Regions from separate parts of the Homo sapiens genome. Here regions 1 and 3 are each linked to region 2. A link is an interaction called in ENCODE POLR2A ChIA-PET data of the cell type or tissue named here. Cell type or tissue: HepG2. All regions are shown on one strand. Region 1 holds the start of LOC124903772 (a long non-coding RNA gene). Region 2 has its middle 73 kb from the start of LINC02178. Region 3 has its middle 8.4 kb from the start of NKD1.

Region 1 (5,000 bases), 53 kb after region 2:
ATTATTCCCACTTTATAAATAGGAGAAACTGAGGTTGAATAACTTTTTTGAAAGCACAGAGCCAGATCTTACTCTGCTTACATGGGGGATTATACAGCTGCAACAGCATAATCTCTCAAGTCAACCTGCACAGAAAAGAATGCATCATAGGCAAGGTACAGGGTGATATCAAATGGCCAGTGATAGAGGAGAAATGGACTTTGGGAGGGTCTGGATATAGAGAGCCAACTTTGGCCTTGGAGTCTGTTTCTCTCTGCACGTCAGCTGCATCTTTCTTTCCTTTCAGACATACCTCACTTGCCTGTGGTCCAGTTTGGATAGTCCCAGCACAGCTTTACAGGAATAGGCCCCAAACCGAACTTCCAAGGAGGAAGGATCTGATCGGCTCAGCTTGGGTAAAGTGTCTGCCCTTGGTCCAGGTGGCTGTTTCCAGGGAGGGTGGAGTAGGGAACTATAAATAAGGCTGTGGGGGAGGGGGACAGAGGTCAAGCCCCGAGTAGAAGGTGTGTTCTCTGAGCAGACACCTCCCTATTGTGTAGGGCAACCTGAGGCTCTGAGAAATAATTTGTCTAATATCACCCAGCTCACGATGGACCCAGAATGGAACCACTTCCTGAGGTTTTTGAGTCAGGCAGACCTGGGTCTCAACCTTGGCCATACTGTGTAACCTTGGGCAAGTCCTTGAGCCCCCAAAACCTTAGTTTTCTCTATTCTAAAATCTAGAAAATATAAACTGCCGCATAGGATTGTTGTGTAGTGTAGATAATGTCCACTCAGCTCCCCACACGTAATAGACTCTAGTGTTAGCATCAGGCATCTCTAGGTTATGGGATGGCAGCTCGTTGGGCTTTTCTTTCCCACAATAGCTATATTGACCATAATTTCAAAATAAGAGAGAACGAATAAGTGTTCATTCCTTTTGTCTTGTACTTCTTGCATCTTGAGTCTATTATTAACCTCTGTGTGACCACCCAGCAGCTATTTGAATGCCACAGGGCCTCAATTTTCCCATCTGTAAAATGGCACAGTCATTCCCCACTCCCAATCATCTCCAGTGGCAGAGGTGAAGTTCTGGTGGGCCCAGGGATATGAAAGAAGACACCTCAAGGGAAACAATAATTTATTGCAACAGTTAAGAAAGAAAAAAAAGCCTGCATAGGGCTGAAAACTGGTTGGCTCTTTCTCTAATAGAGGTCCAGTATTGCCAGACATTCCGATTTTTTTTTTTTTCTGGAGACAGAATCTCGCTCTGTTGCCCATGCTGGAGTGCAGTGGCATAATCTTGGCTCACTGCAACCTCCACCACCTAGGTTCAGGCAATTCTCCTGCCTCAGCCTCCTGAGTAGCTGAGATTACAAGCATGCAGCACTATCCCCAGCTAACTTTTGTATTTGTTTTAGTAGAGATGGGATTTCACCATGTTGGCCAGGCTGGTCTCAAACTCTTGACTTTAAGTGTCACCCGCCCCAGCCTCCCAAAGTGCTGGGATTACAGGTGTGAGCCATCATGCCTGGCTACATTCTGATTTTTGAAAAGAAATTAGAAAGTATTTTATTTCTTTAAGAAATATTCAAATATCTGATATTTTTTCTCAATCTTTTAAAGTGTTTGAATATTCAAATTGATATTTAAATTAAAAATCATCATGGGGGCAAATAAGGCATTCCCTGGGGCCACCTTTTGAGACAACTCTTCAAAGGGAGGCAGGGAAATTTGGGGTCTTGCTTTGAAAGCTGTTCCCCACTCAAGCTCTGGTCCAAGCCTCTGACCAGGCTACAGAATTCCTGACCTCCACCGTCCCCACCGGAAGCCTCCTCCCTGCCTGGTGCCAGGGATGACTTCAGCTGGAAGACAAAGGGGCCTTCATGTTCAAAGGCCGGCAAGACGGTTCATCCTCTATCCTCCACAAACAAACAGGGTGGCTTTGATCTGGGTGGGGGTGGAGGCAGCAGCTCCAATTAGGAGATCAGCCCGTGTCTGGGCTAAAGAATGTTTGTAATAAAATAAAAGATCTAAGTGGCTGTAATGAAGGGTAATAGAAAAATGGTGTCACTCGGGATTCTCTCTGTGTTGCTCCATTTGAAGTGGATTAACTGACTGGTACAGGAGAGGGGACTAGGGGCCAGTCCCCAGAGCCTCTCCAAGCCTTCATCCTGACCTCTGCTCTGGGGTTGAGTGGGCACTACTGGGTGCACTCAGGAAGGAAGCTAGGAGAGACAGCATGACCCTATTTTCTTTTCTTTCTTCTCTTTCTTTCTTTCTTTCTCTCTCTCTTTCTCTTTCTTTCTTTCTTTCTCTCTTTCTCTCTCTCTTCTTTCTTTCTCTCTCTTTCTCTGTCTCTCTCTTTCTTCTTTCTTTTTCTCTCTTGCTGTCTCTCTTTCTTTCTCTCTCTTTCTTTTCTTTCTCTCTTTCTCTCTCTCTTTCTTTCTCTTTCTCTGTCTCTTTCTTCTTTCTTTTTCTCTCTTGCTCTCTTTCTTTCTCTCTCTTTCTTTCTTCTTTCTCTCTCTCTCGCTGTCTCTCTTTCTCTTTCTTTCTTTCTTTCTCTCTCTTTCTCTTCTTTCTTTCTTTCCCTTCCTTCCTTCCTTCTTTCCTTCCTTCCTTCCTTCTTTCCTTTCTTTTTTTCTGAGACAAGGTCTCTTTGTGTCACCCAGACTTGCGTGTAGTAGTGCAATCATGGCTCACTGTCACCTCAACCTCCTGGGCTCAAGCGATCCTCTCACGTCAGCCTCTCAAGTAGATGGGACCAGGCATGCGCCATCATGCCCAACTGATTTTTAATTTTTTTGTAGAGATGGGGTCCTGCTATTTCGCCTAGGCTGGTCTTGCATTCCTGGGCTCAAGCGATCCACCCACCTTGCCTCTGGAGGTGTTGGGATTACAGGCACGGTGGCTCGTGCCTGGCCAGACCTTCTTTTCTGAAGCATGAAACTCCTCACCTTTGCAGACACAGCCACTTCCACCCTCCTTCACTTGACACATTTAAATCAAGGTGGTCCCCAGTGACTCTCCTTTGGGGAAAGATGTTCCTGCTGTTCCTGGCTTTTGTTATCCTGCTGTGAGGTTGCTTCACTCTTGGAGCCTACTGCATGGAGTTCAGTCTTGCATTACAGCAGGGCTTGGGCTATTTCCTGCTACAAACTCTTTCTTTGAGGGCAGGAACCCTTGTGGATTGAGGATGGCACAGTTCTTCCTCAGCTTTTACATCCACTGGACTCAGTGTGGAGGAAGCTTGCAGGAAAGACTTTGAGTTAGAGTCAACGGTTTGATATGCAAACTTACAAAAAAGGAGGCACAGAGGTGGTATCTCCAACATGCCAACTGCTTTGTGTTCATTATCAGGACTGACACATATGGTTGCTCAGATTGTGCACTGCACAATCACCAGGTATGCCTTCTACAGCTTAGGGAATGATTCCTTTCATCATTCCATTTATCTTCATGATAATGCTGCGAGGCAGTCATTTGGCTCTCAAATGAGGAAACTGAGGCTCCAAGGGGCTGAATGATATCCCCCAAAAAAGATGACTGAACTAGGAATATGGAGCCTTCTGGACCCCCTGAAGCTCTCGTGTCACCACATCGGGCTGCAATGCTGAGTATGTATTTAGTGCTGAAATGCACAGTGCATGTGTACACTAACCCCTTATACATCCTGATGAGGTGGTGAAAGTCATTATTATCTCTGTGTTACAGATGAGGAAGCGGAGGGAGAGTGGACTGGAAGGAACTTGACCCAGGATGCTGAGTAAGCAGAGCTGTGAATATTTGAGTTCAAGCAGTTGGGCTCCCAAAGCCGGTGATGTTAACCCTAAGCACCTTGTCATCATTATAATAGTAATACTTCATTTCTAGCTACTCAGTCTGATATGTTTTTCTTCCTTTTAAATTGGCGATTGCATTCACTGGAGAAAGCCTGGGGAGACAACATTTATTCTGTCCCAGACCATATTTGTCCCTTCCAAGTGGACAAATAATAAGTCCACTAATTATTGTCCTGCTGAGGGACAAACAAGAAGTCCCTCTAGGACTTACCGGGGTGTAGGGTCTTCTCCCTTCTTGGTTCCCTAATCATCCAGCACCCCTCTCCCCAGGAGCCACCTGCAGATGAGTCCTTTCTGTTCTAGAGGCAGCAGGAGCCATCCCCACTCTCTCTCCCTCCCTGTGAGAGGGTCATGCTTCCAGGGAAACTCCCTGAGCACACACACACTGTCTGGATTTATCCACCATATATAGAATTGAGGGCAGGCCTTTCTTGACATGGAATTCTTTTATTTTTAATTTTTTGTTTCTAATTATTAGCTGCAGTTAATTTGGTATGACATAACATCCATTGCTTCTAAATTACCAGTGAGTAGATATAGTTTGGACATTAGCCTCATTCTTATCTAATCAGTGACACGAGAAGCAACATTTTAAAGACAATAAGGGACCAGGTATGATGGCTCACGCCTGTAATCTCAGCATTTTGGGAGGTTGAAGAGGGAGGATTGCTTGAGCCCAGGAATTTGAGATCAGCCTGGGCAACATGGCAAAACCCTGTCTCTACAAAAACTTTAAAAATTAGCTGGGCATGGTGACACTCACCTGTGATCCGAGCTGTTCAGGAGGCTGAGGCAGGAGGATCACTTGAGCCCAGGAATTTGAGGTTGCAGTGAGCTATGATCATGCCACTGCACTCTAGCCTGGGCAACAGAGCCAGACCCTGTCTCAGAAAAAAAAAAAAAAAGACAGTAGAGAGAATCCCAAGGAAGCAACCATCTTCCATCCTCCTAGTGGCTGGAAGAGGGAGACAATCCAAGGAAGGGCAGTTCTGGATTTGTGACTCTGATTTAGCTCTTGAAACAGGAGGTCACCGAGCCTAGGAGGTTGAACCAGTTCTTGGCTGAGCAAGGACAATCAAATCAGGAGGTCTCCCTGGAGGCACCTTTGGAGACACACATGTGTTTTTCTGGCCACAGACTTTTAAAATCCATCTTGCTTTTGAATTAGGTTCATGAAGT
Region 2 (5,000 bases):
CTGAGGAGACCCCTCCATGTCCCCCAGCTAGTAAGGGACTAAGTCAGGACTCAAACCCAGGTCTTTTTTTCACAAGTCTACGTACAGCTTAAACACGTATCTCTCCCAACCCACCCAACACCCACAACTCATTTACTGTCTGCAGGCCTTATGCTTGGGACTTTTCCAAGCACCTCATTCTTCAGGCTCCTTCCCGCTGCCCCACAGGTGACCACAAGCCAGGAGAGACATGGAACCCGCAAGAAGGACAGAGATTGTGAGCTGGCCGGAAGCAGAGGACAGAGAGGAAGGGAGAGAGGACCTGAGGGCACAAGAAGGGTCATGACCCAGGGGTCCAGTGCTCTTCCTGCCTGTCTGCCAGTATCTCCAGGAATTGAGCCCCTTTCTGATTCACTCCAACCCAGGCTACTCCAGCCTGATGGTCTCCTGGACAGATGCTCTAGCTTCATTCCCCGAGGTTACCCTCTTTAGAGCTCCTGGGGCTTCCAAAAAGACTTCAGTGGCTCTCAAAGCTGAAGCCTGATGATACTTAGCTCTTGGGCATGAGACAGCCAGTAGGTTGGTATGGCAGGTGACTTGCACTCCCACCATCCTGCCTGTGTGTAAAACCCCTGCCCCTAGGCACCTCCTTGCACCTCTAGGGGACATAGCCCAGTACCTAAGCAGCCTACCTAGCCCCAGCTCCCCGCTGGGCAGAGCAAGGGCCTGAGAGGGACCCTTGGCTGCTGGATCCAGGGTGTTCAATGTACCAGGCATTGCAGGGGGAGAAAAGAGAGAGACATGGGGCCAGCTCCCTGCCCTTTGGAGCCTCGGGCCCAGGACACAGGCTCAGCAAGCCCCAAGCATGCAGGAGCAGCTGGATGCCAGCAGCCAGTGGGCTGACTAAGACTGGCAGGATCTCAGCAGAGGGAGAGGAAGCCTAGTTTCAGATCAGGAGGGCTTCCTGGAGGAGAGAGCATGAACTCAGCTTTCATTCCTGGAGCCAGAGGGCTGTGGAAACAATCAAGCAACCATGGCTACCTTCTACCAGGTATTTTGCCTGGGCCTGGCTTTGTGTCTAACCCACCTTGTTTTCCACAACCCTGCAAGGCCTTTTCAAATCCCACAGGAGAAAATAGAGCCACAGAAAGGTTATAAGAACCACACAGTTGCCCACTGACAGGGTCTAGATTGGGGCTGCCAGTTTGTGGGGGGCACACAGGCCCTGAAAAGGAATAAATCCCTCTCATTCAAGGCTGTGTATCCTTTAGTGGGAGAGAAGCACCCAGTGGGTGCGGAATGGGGACTGGAAAAGGTAGAGAAGGATTCACAAAGGAGGAAGTTTTTAACCTGGGCTCTTCAAGGATGAGTAGGAAGTTTGTCCAGGGCAGAGGAGGGCATTCCAGGAAGGAAGAACAAGTGCTGGATCTTGGAGTAGGCAAGGAGGAGCTGGTGAATGGGTTGGGTGTGACTGCGAGTGGGGAGGGAGGAAGATGAACCTGGGGGGCAGTAACTGCATGCAGTCAACACTAAAAAATTACTTATTTAAAATCAAGATGTTGCTGTTTTTTTCTTTTCTTTTTTTTTAAAATGGTTTATTGGCCTGGAACAGTGGCTCATACCTGTAATCCCAGCACTTTGGGAGGCTGAGGCAGGAGGTTCACTTTAAGTCAGGAGTCTGAGACCAGGCTGGGCAACATGGCAAAACCCTGTCTCTACAGAAAATAAAAAAGCTGGGCGTGGTGGCACACCTGTAGGCCCAGCTACTCAGGAGGCTGAGGTAGGAGGAGGATCACTCGAGCCCAGCAGTTGGAGATGGCAGTGAGCGGATATCGCATCACTGCACTCCAACCTAGGTGGCACAACAAGACCCCATCTCTATATTTTTTAAAGGTTTATTGAATGAAGGAAGGAATGACTGAATTGTGCCTCCCAGGGTCTGTTAGTACAAAACAGGAGTTCAACAAACGTTTGTTTAATGAATGAACAAAATGGATTTCCCTTGCCTAGCACATACCAGGCACTCAATAAAGATTTGCTGCACTAACCAATGCATTAATGAAGTAGTGATGCACCGCACTAACCAGTGAATGGATGAAGCAGTGATGCACCACATTAATTAGTGCCTCCGTGAAGCAGTGATGCACCACACTAACCCATGCATCCATGAAGCAGTGATACACAGCACTAACTAGTGCATCCGTGAAGCAGTGATGTATCATACTAACTAGTGCATCCGTGAAGCAGTGATACACCGCACTGACTAGTGCATTGGTGAAGTATTGATACACCACACTAACTAGTGTATCCATTAAGCAGTGATGCACCGCGCTAACTAGTGCATCCGTGAAGCAGTGATGTACTCCACTAACCGTGCACTGATGAAGCAGTGATGGCGTGGAATTAGCTGGGGCAGAGGACGCCTGTGGCCTTACAACTCGGATGGCGGTGACTGGCCGTTCCCCCACCGCCGCCCCTACCCCCAGCGGCGCGAGCTCTAACGCAGAGCAGATGGCGGGGGCGGGAGCCCGGGCGGGCGGGGCTCTGCGCCTAGGCGGCTGCAGCCGGGCCTGATTAGGTCCCCCTCCCGCTGGCGGCCGCTGGCGCTTTGAAGTGAGCCGCTGCCCGGCGGCTCCGGCCGCCTGGCCGTCCCTGCCGCCAGGCCGTCGGACCCAGGCTGGCGGCGGGGCTGGCGGCGCGTGTTGATCCAGGTGCGGGCTGGGGGCTGGGCGCGGGATCCTCTTTCCTGCAGGCCCATCTGGGACTTCAAAGCGCAGCGCGGGGCTCAAAGGCGGCCCGGGTGGGGGTGGGGCGGGGAGGGCGCTCTGGCTTCCTCCCAGGCAGCCGGCCCGGGGCCAGCGGGGGGCCTTCCACGTTAACCCCACCCCCATCCCGTGGAGCGCTTTATGGAGCGCCTACCGGGTGCCAGGCGCCGTGCGATCTGACCTCTCACACAGCTACAGAGGCAGGCGGTGCTGTGATCCCCATACTGCAGGTGAGGATCCCGGCTCAGAAAGGCCAGGGACTCGCCCGAGGCCTCAGGGCCTCTTGACACCCGGGGCCTCTCTGCAGCCCCGCCTTTCGCTTCGTTGTGGCTCTGTCTCTTGACGCTGGCATCTCCCTCTGGTGCCTTTGGGCTCTCCAATCCGAGGGCACAGCAGTTAGTTTAGTATAAACGTAGTGGCTGGCATGTCTTGAGCCCCTGCCGCATGCCGGATGTGATGGATCTGGTCACACCACCCTGCGAGGTGGGCACACCCGTTGCTGTCCTCACTTCAGAGAGGTCAAGAAACATGCCCAAGGCCACACAGCTAATAAATGCCAGAGCCACAGTTTTAAATAGGGCCTGCCGGCTCCCTAGTCCTCTCTCTGCGCATCTGATTCTGCTACGCTTCTTCCACGGAGCCCTCCTTAGGGCCCCAGCTCAGGGCTGTTTCCATCAGCAGAAGAACCAAGAGAACTCTGGTCTGCACCCTCACCAGGTCTGCACCCTCCCCACGTCTCATCCTGCTACTCAGGCGCCTGCAGCACCCCCATCACCCAGGATCTCATTACTGCACTAACCAATGTGTCCATGAAGCAAAAATGCAGAATCTCAGGCCCCACCCCAGGGCTGCGGAACGAAAATCTGCTCTTGTAATGATCCCTGGTGATTCAGTTGCAAAGTTAAAGTCTGAGGAGCACAGGGCTGTCAGGACACTTTGGCTGAAATCCCTTCATTGCCCCTGTGTGGCAACCTGTCTTTGGGACGCTGTGCCTCCTTCATCAGACTGGGAACTCCCCAAGGCAAGAGCTGAGCCTTCTCCATCAGATCAGGAGGGCTTCTAAGGCTGTGGCTGCACTTGCCCCAGCAGGCTGGGATCTCCCTAAGGACAGGGTTTGAACCTCCTTCTCCACACTTGGCCTGTAGCAAAAGCAGAGATGGTTCTAGGGCCTGGACCAGGGGCTTACCTAAAGCCCATGGTGCCTCCTCCGTCTGAATGGGAGCCTCCACAGCCAGTAATGAGTATCCTTCCTCAAACCTGGGATCTCCTATGAAGTCTGGCTGCCTTTGGGGTAGGAAGCCACCTGCAAGGAGAGGTGGCTAGTGTCTTTGCTCTCCTGTGTGTGGATGGAGCAGCACAGTGGGGAGTGTGCACCCAGCACACACCACCCTGGCACCTTCTTGACCCCCTTCTTGACCCCCTTCTTGGCCCCAGGTGTGCCTGTTAGAGGGACCTGGAGGGGTGAGGGTGAGGGAGAGGGCAGATGCCACAAGCTGGACCATGTGTGCCACCTGACACCAGGCCTCTCTGGGCACACATTTGTCCTTGTGCGTCACTGAGGGACCATTCAGGCAGCAGAAAGCCCGCGGGCGGGTGCAAGAGTGAGCCTGCTGGCAGCGGGAGAGTATTTTTAGAGCTTTGACTGACACTGACGGCCCTTTATTAAGCTGTCGCTGCCTCCACCCTGGCCCCAGCCCCTTCTGGCCCGGACAAAAAAGAAAGCTCATTGTCATTTTGTTAAGAACAGGGTCCTGGCAGCCCTTTTGCGGTCCCTTGCTGACTGGATAGGTTATTTCTTGCCGTGTCTGGGGTCCAGGCGCCCCTGCTGGCACTCCCAGCGTGCCCCGCAGCCTGACCCTTCACACATCTGGCAGTGATAAATGGCTTCAGCGTTGCTGCCATCACCTTGCACACTCTGATCCCGCTCACTTTGTTCTCCCTTTAAAGCCAGTGGGCGGATGGGGGAGGGGGCCTCTCTCTCTTCTTCCCTTTCTCCATCAGCCGTCTCCTGGATACTTGCAGGCCTGTGCTCTGATACCACTTGAAAGGGACCGAGACACTCAGTTATCTGGTCTGGGAAGTCCAGCCTGAGAGTTGTCTGTGCTGACTGGTAGAGTTTGGGAGGGTGGGAGTACACGCCTATGTGTGGATGTATGTGCACGTGCATGAGTACTGTGTGCATGTGTGACTGTGCTCGTGTGTGTGTGTGTGTGTGTGTGTGTATTTGGGGATGTATCAATATGTGTTCCTTTTAAC
Region 3 (5,000 bases), 72 kb after region 2:
CATTGCAGGGAGCTCTGTCACTTTGCTCCTTTGTTGCAAATGCCATTGGAAAGGCCAGTGCTGTGCTGCCTAGTGAGGTCTTCAAGGTGTTGGCCGGATGCTTGAAGAAAGTGGAAGCCATGGAAGGTTGTATTCAGGAGAGGGGCATGGCCCCTTCTGAGCATGTTTCCACTGGTGGGAGGCCATAGAGAGAATGATAAGGAAGGAGAATGAGGCCACGTGGATGACAGCTAACCCCTGCTGAGAGCCCATTCTGAGCCGTGCACTGTATGCCATTTACTGGCAAAAGAGCATGAGTAGGTGGTCAAGGTCGCCCAGCTGACAAGTGACAAAGTCAGAGCCATCACATTTCACCTGAGATTCCTCCCCAGTTGTTTCAGGCATGTTCGATTTGTTTCCTAGCAATAACTTTGCAAGGATGGTCCTACTGTCCCCATTCACAGATGGGAAAACTGAGGGCAAATGGTAGAGCCAAGTAATGAATGTGTTCTGCTTGGTCTTTACTTCTCATGGATACTCAAGGAAGGCAGCAGGTCTGGGCAAAGAAGGAAGGTGTTTCTTCACCAGAAGCAAAATTTGTGTTGGAAAAGGGATCTTAGAAAAGCCCCAGCCTCGACATTCCTGAGCTCAGCCTCAGGGCTTTATACATACTTTGATGAACACTTAATATGTTGCAATTTTTCTGTTCTACCACAGGGTCAGCGCATACAGTTGTATAGGTTATGCACTGCACAACTCATGGAGTTCCATGGCCTAAACCTGAGGGACCCATCTTGCAGTCTCTGAGATGGTGTGGAGTGGCGTCCACAGATGAGGGCTTTGCTGACAAGTAGCGGGGTTTGAATCTAGTCTTGGTTACTGGGTCGAGGAGCTTTTTCTATTCTCCTTGATCCCATTTCCTCATCTGTGAAGTGGAGATGGTATCATCATCTCTTCTCCCTCGGGGACTGTCAGGATAGCAGGAGAGAACACACGGCATATGGCCCTTTACACAGGGCCTGGTACTAGTGGGGCCTTGGTAGAGTTCAGTTTCTCATACTTCTGTCTCTCTGAGTGGACTTGAGGGCAGGCAGAGGCCCTGTCTAACTCATTCCTGCATCCCCAGCGCCCAGCGCTGTCCTTGCACGTGGGAGGGACTAGGCACCCATTTGCTAAGGGACCAGAGAAATCATGCTGGAGGCAGAGAGGGGATTTGGGGAACACTGGGGCAGCAGGCCCCAGTCCGGCATCCCCACCCCACCTTTTCCCTCTTGGAGACAGCCTGGTCTGAGTTATTTCCCTTCCCGACACTTCCCTGCCTCCAGGGCACATTTTCTCCAGGTGAGTCCACCCAGGCAGAGGGCGAAGCCAGCAGGCACAGGCTGGATTCCTGCAGAGGCGCGCATTTCATTTGGCCTGCACCATGGCTTCACATTTTTAAAATTAGTTGCCGATATTTTACAATTTGGAGATTTCACCTAGAAACCTGGATTTCCAGCTATTCTTGAAAAATCAAAAGATCTAGCAGCCCTGGGCCTGCAGCTGGCAGCTGGTGTGCAGCAGCCACTGTTCCTTTGTGTTGGGTATATGCTGCTCAGTTTGCCACCAGATCCACCTGGTCCAAGTCCCCCTCCCTTATGACTCCTGCCCTTCCCCTGGTGAACCTGCAACCCCTGGCTCTATGGAGCGCCCGGGCCATCCCACTAACCTCACAGGTCTTGGTTTGGCAAATCATGACCGTGCCAGGGTCTTTGCCTGTGGAACGAGGATCTGTGGGGGTGCCTTCCAAATGTGCCAACCAATGCTCACGACCAAGCCTTCAGTGTAACGATCTGCCCACTTTCTCCTCCTCCCCCTGCCTCCGTGAGCCAGCGAAGCTGCTGCCCTGTTTGGGGACACAAACATACACACGTTATTAGAACCTCAGATCAAAGGCGGCGTCCTACAGCCTGCCTCTCAATGGTCCCTTTGTGCAGGCGGAAGCCTGCAAGAGAGTTAGAATCCAGGGAGAACAGGAGGGGCTGGAGGGGGGCTCAAAACAAAGATACTTGTCACCCTGAGAAGTCCGCAGAAATGATGTTAAAAGAGGCGCCAGGTGGAGGATGTACCCCGGCTCGCTGCTGGAAGATGCAAATGGAGAATTCTCAGTTCTGCAGAGGAGAAGAAAACACCCCTGTCCCTTGTGGTTTCAGAGGAAGGGGTGACAGTGGCTGCCCACCCCCTCCGCCAGCAGCAGCCTGCGTCTGCCTTCCTGGCCTCGCCAGGGGTGGATGTGATACTGGCAAGGGCTTCTTGGAACGAAAAGGTGACAGTGACCTTGTCTTGGGCACAGAGTCAGAAGAAACAAAATGATGTGGGGGGGGGGCCTGGGGAAGGCCAGGGGAAGCCGTGGGGGCAGCGTCACCTCTGGCCAGATGGGCCTGTGTGTTCAGCCCTTCAGGCCTACAGCAAAGCATTTCAAAAGCCCCTACTGTGTGCCAGCCACAGTGTGATGCGAGGCAGGAGCAGAGAGGATTAACTTGGGGTCAGGACCTCAGCGGAGGCAGAGAGGGCGACGCTGTTCTAACCAGGGCATCAGAGAGAGCTAGCATCTGCTGAGGTCCCCTCGGCTGGATGCCCTACGCATTTTACACACATTGTCTCATTTATCTCTAGGGTTGGTTTGAACAAAGAAGTGCTTTGAGAGTTCAGATGTGGAGCCAGGAACCCTGCCTGCCATGGGATGCAGGGAGAGGGGGTGGCGAGCAGGTATGGAAGAGAGGGTTTTCTAGGAGGGGAACAGAAGCCAAGAGGCCGCCGTGGTGCTGGGATGCGCAGGAGGCAGGCGGAATTCACCGGTGTCTGCGGCCTGCGACACTTGCAGACCTCTCATCTTTGCAAGGCCATGGGGCTCTCTCCTTGGCCCTCTTCTGTTCTCTGTCCACAGTCATTCCCCAGGGCATCACATCCAGTGTTGGGCTTTCAATTCCATCTGCCTGCTTATGATGCCTGGGCACATATCTGCAGCCTGCAGCTTGCTTCTGTACTCTGGGCTCATAGATCCAACTGGCCACTCAATCTCACTGCCAGGACACTCAACGGTCGTCTCAAAACAACGTGCCAAATGGAGCTCCTCTTCTTCCTTGCCTGGCAGACCAGCTCCACCCGCAGGCTTCCTCATTGCAGTTCATGGCAGCTCCATCCTTGGAGTTGCTTAGGCCCCGCATCTTGGCGGCTTCCTTAGTTTCTCTGTTTCTCTCCCACTCCACGTCCAATACATTTGCTAATGCTGTTGCCTCTAATTTCAAAATACATTCAGCGTCCAACTTCTTTTACCTCCTCCACTGCCATCACCTGGTCTAAGTCGCCATCATCTCAGGCCTGGCGCCCCACCATAGCCCTGTGACCCACACTTATTCTCAACACAGCAGCCCAGTTGCTCTGGTTACTACTCTCTCTTTTTTTGAGACAGGGTCTCACTCTGTTGCCCAGGCTTGAGTGCAGTGGTGCAGTCTCAGCTCACTGCAACCTCTGCCTCCTGGGCTCCAGCAATCCTCCCACCTCAGCCTCCCTAGTAGCTTGGAATACAGACATGCATCACCATACCTGGCTACTTTTTAAAATTATTTTTTGTGGAGACAGGATTTTGTCATGTTACCCAGGCTGGCCTCAATCTTCTGGTTGCAAGGGATCAACCCACCTCAGCTTCCCAAAGTGCTGGGATTACAGGCATGAGCCACCATGCCCAGCCACAACTCTCTTCTAGTAACTCCTGTCTTTCTCCAGGAAAGCTGAAGTTTTTGATGAGACCTATAAGGGTCTCATGATCTGTCCCCGTCACCTCCAACCTCATCTTCTCCCCAATACTCCCAAACTGTGGTCTCTCTGCTCCAGAGCCGGGGGCCTCTTTGCTGTTTCCAAAACATTCCTGGCATATCCTTACCTCAGGCCCTTTGCACATGCTGTTCCCTCTGTTTCTTCCTCATTTTCAAGTCTTTGCACAAAGCTTATCCTCTCTGACCTGTCTATCTAAAATCATTAGCTCCTGCCCTGGTATTTTTTCTTTCTCTTTATCACTTGAATTTTTTCTCCCATAGACACACCACATATTTCACTGACTTATGTATTTATTGTCTGTCTTCCTCTATGAGAATATAAACTTCATGAGGATGGCATTTTTGTCTGTTTTGTGGACACAAGAGCCTGATGTAAATTAGGCGCCCAACAAATCTTCACTGAATGACATGATAAATAAAAGAGAAGCACCCACCTTTATTTCTTGGTTGCCTCCTCCCTGACTTTGGCCTCTCCATCTCCTCCCCAGCATGGCTGCTTATGCGAGGCAAGGGCAAGCTATGTAACCTTGGTTGCTTCTGAGAAGGCTTAACTTTCTAGAGCCTCCAACTGTGTGTGGTCTATACACCAGCACCATCAGCCTCACCTGGGAGCTGGTGAGAAATGACTCTCAGGCTCCACTCACACTGCATCTCAACAAGATCCCGGTGAATTCATATGCACATTAAATTCCAGGGAGCCCTCCTCTAGGCTATTTGACCCTAGCTCAAGAAAGGGGGATTAAGAGTCTTACAGGGAGGGATCCAAGGTCAGCATATACAGTTAGTCAGGGACCAGTCTGTCTGTGTCTCTCTCTCCATGGGGTTTACTATCATTGCTTTCCCCTAATGGTTCTTACTCCTGCTTCTTCCTGCTTATTTTTCAGCCCACAGCGACCCCAAGAAGCTGCTCCAACCCCTGGGACTATGGAGCTCTACAGCTGTAGAGACCACCAGGAAGTGGACTGCAGGCCCCTGGCCTCTCCATTCAGATTCTGCAAAGAGATCCTGATGGGTTGGGCCAATGGGTCAGGCATCCAGTCAGCTCTGGCTAAGGGGTGAAGGAGTCAGGTGTTACCAACGTGGTGGCAGGGGCCACCTTGAAGCTGTGTTCTGTGCCATGGAAGAAGGAAGAGGAGGAGGAAGCTAAGCTGGAAGGGAAGGCAGGTGATACAGGAAAATTAACTATGAGCTTTGCTATAGTGACCA

The links. Peaks named below come from ENCODE experiments on the same cell type or tissue, not always from the same donor. Only the 100,000 strongest peaks of a DNase experiment are listed, where the experiment ranks them.
Region 1: POLR2A ChIA-PET joins it to region 2 with 21 read pairs; 3 of 35 experiments call an interaction of 5 or more read pairs at or near these places.
Region 3: POLR2A ChIA-PET joins it to region 2 with 17 read pairs; 3 of 35 experiments call an interaction of 5 or more read pairs at or near these places.

Annotation. Positions count from the first base shown.
Region 1 is chr16:50,518,784-50,523,783 of GRCh38, forward strand. It overlaps LOC124903772 (a long non-coding RNA gene), which reads left to right and starts at 287. Exons shown (of 2, transcript XR_007065196.1): 1 at 287-395; 2 at 3,694-3,855. In HepG2, no CTCF peak of the experiment used is centred here; a DNase peak (open chromatin) is centred at 1,878.
Region 2 is chr16:50,465,516-50,470,515 of GRCh38, forward strand. No RefSeq gene overlaps it. Among named protein-coding and RNA genes, the nearest start is that of LINC02178, 73 kb to the left of the region's middle. RefSeq lists silencers at 2,428-2,657, 2,738-2,817, 3,028-3,087. In HepG2, no CTCF peak of the experiment used is centred here; a DNase peak (open chromatin) is centred at 2,766.
Region 3 is chr16:50,537,480-50,542,479 of GRCh38, forward strand. No RefSeq gene overlaps it. Among named protein-coding and RNA genes, the nearest start is that of NKD1, 8.4 kb to the right of the region's middle. In HepG2, a CTCF peak has its summit at 3,121; DNase peaks (open chromatin) are centred at 1,912, 2,622 and 3,092; H3K4me3 peaks cover 507 bases.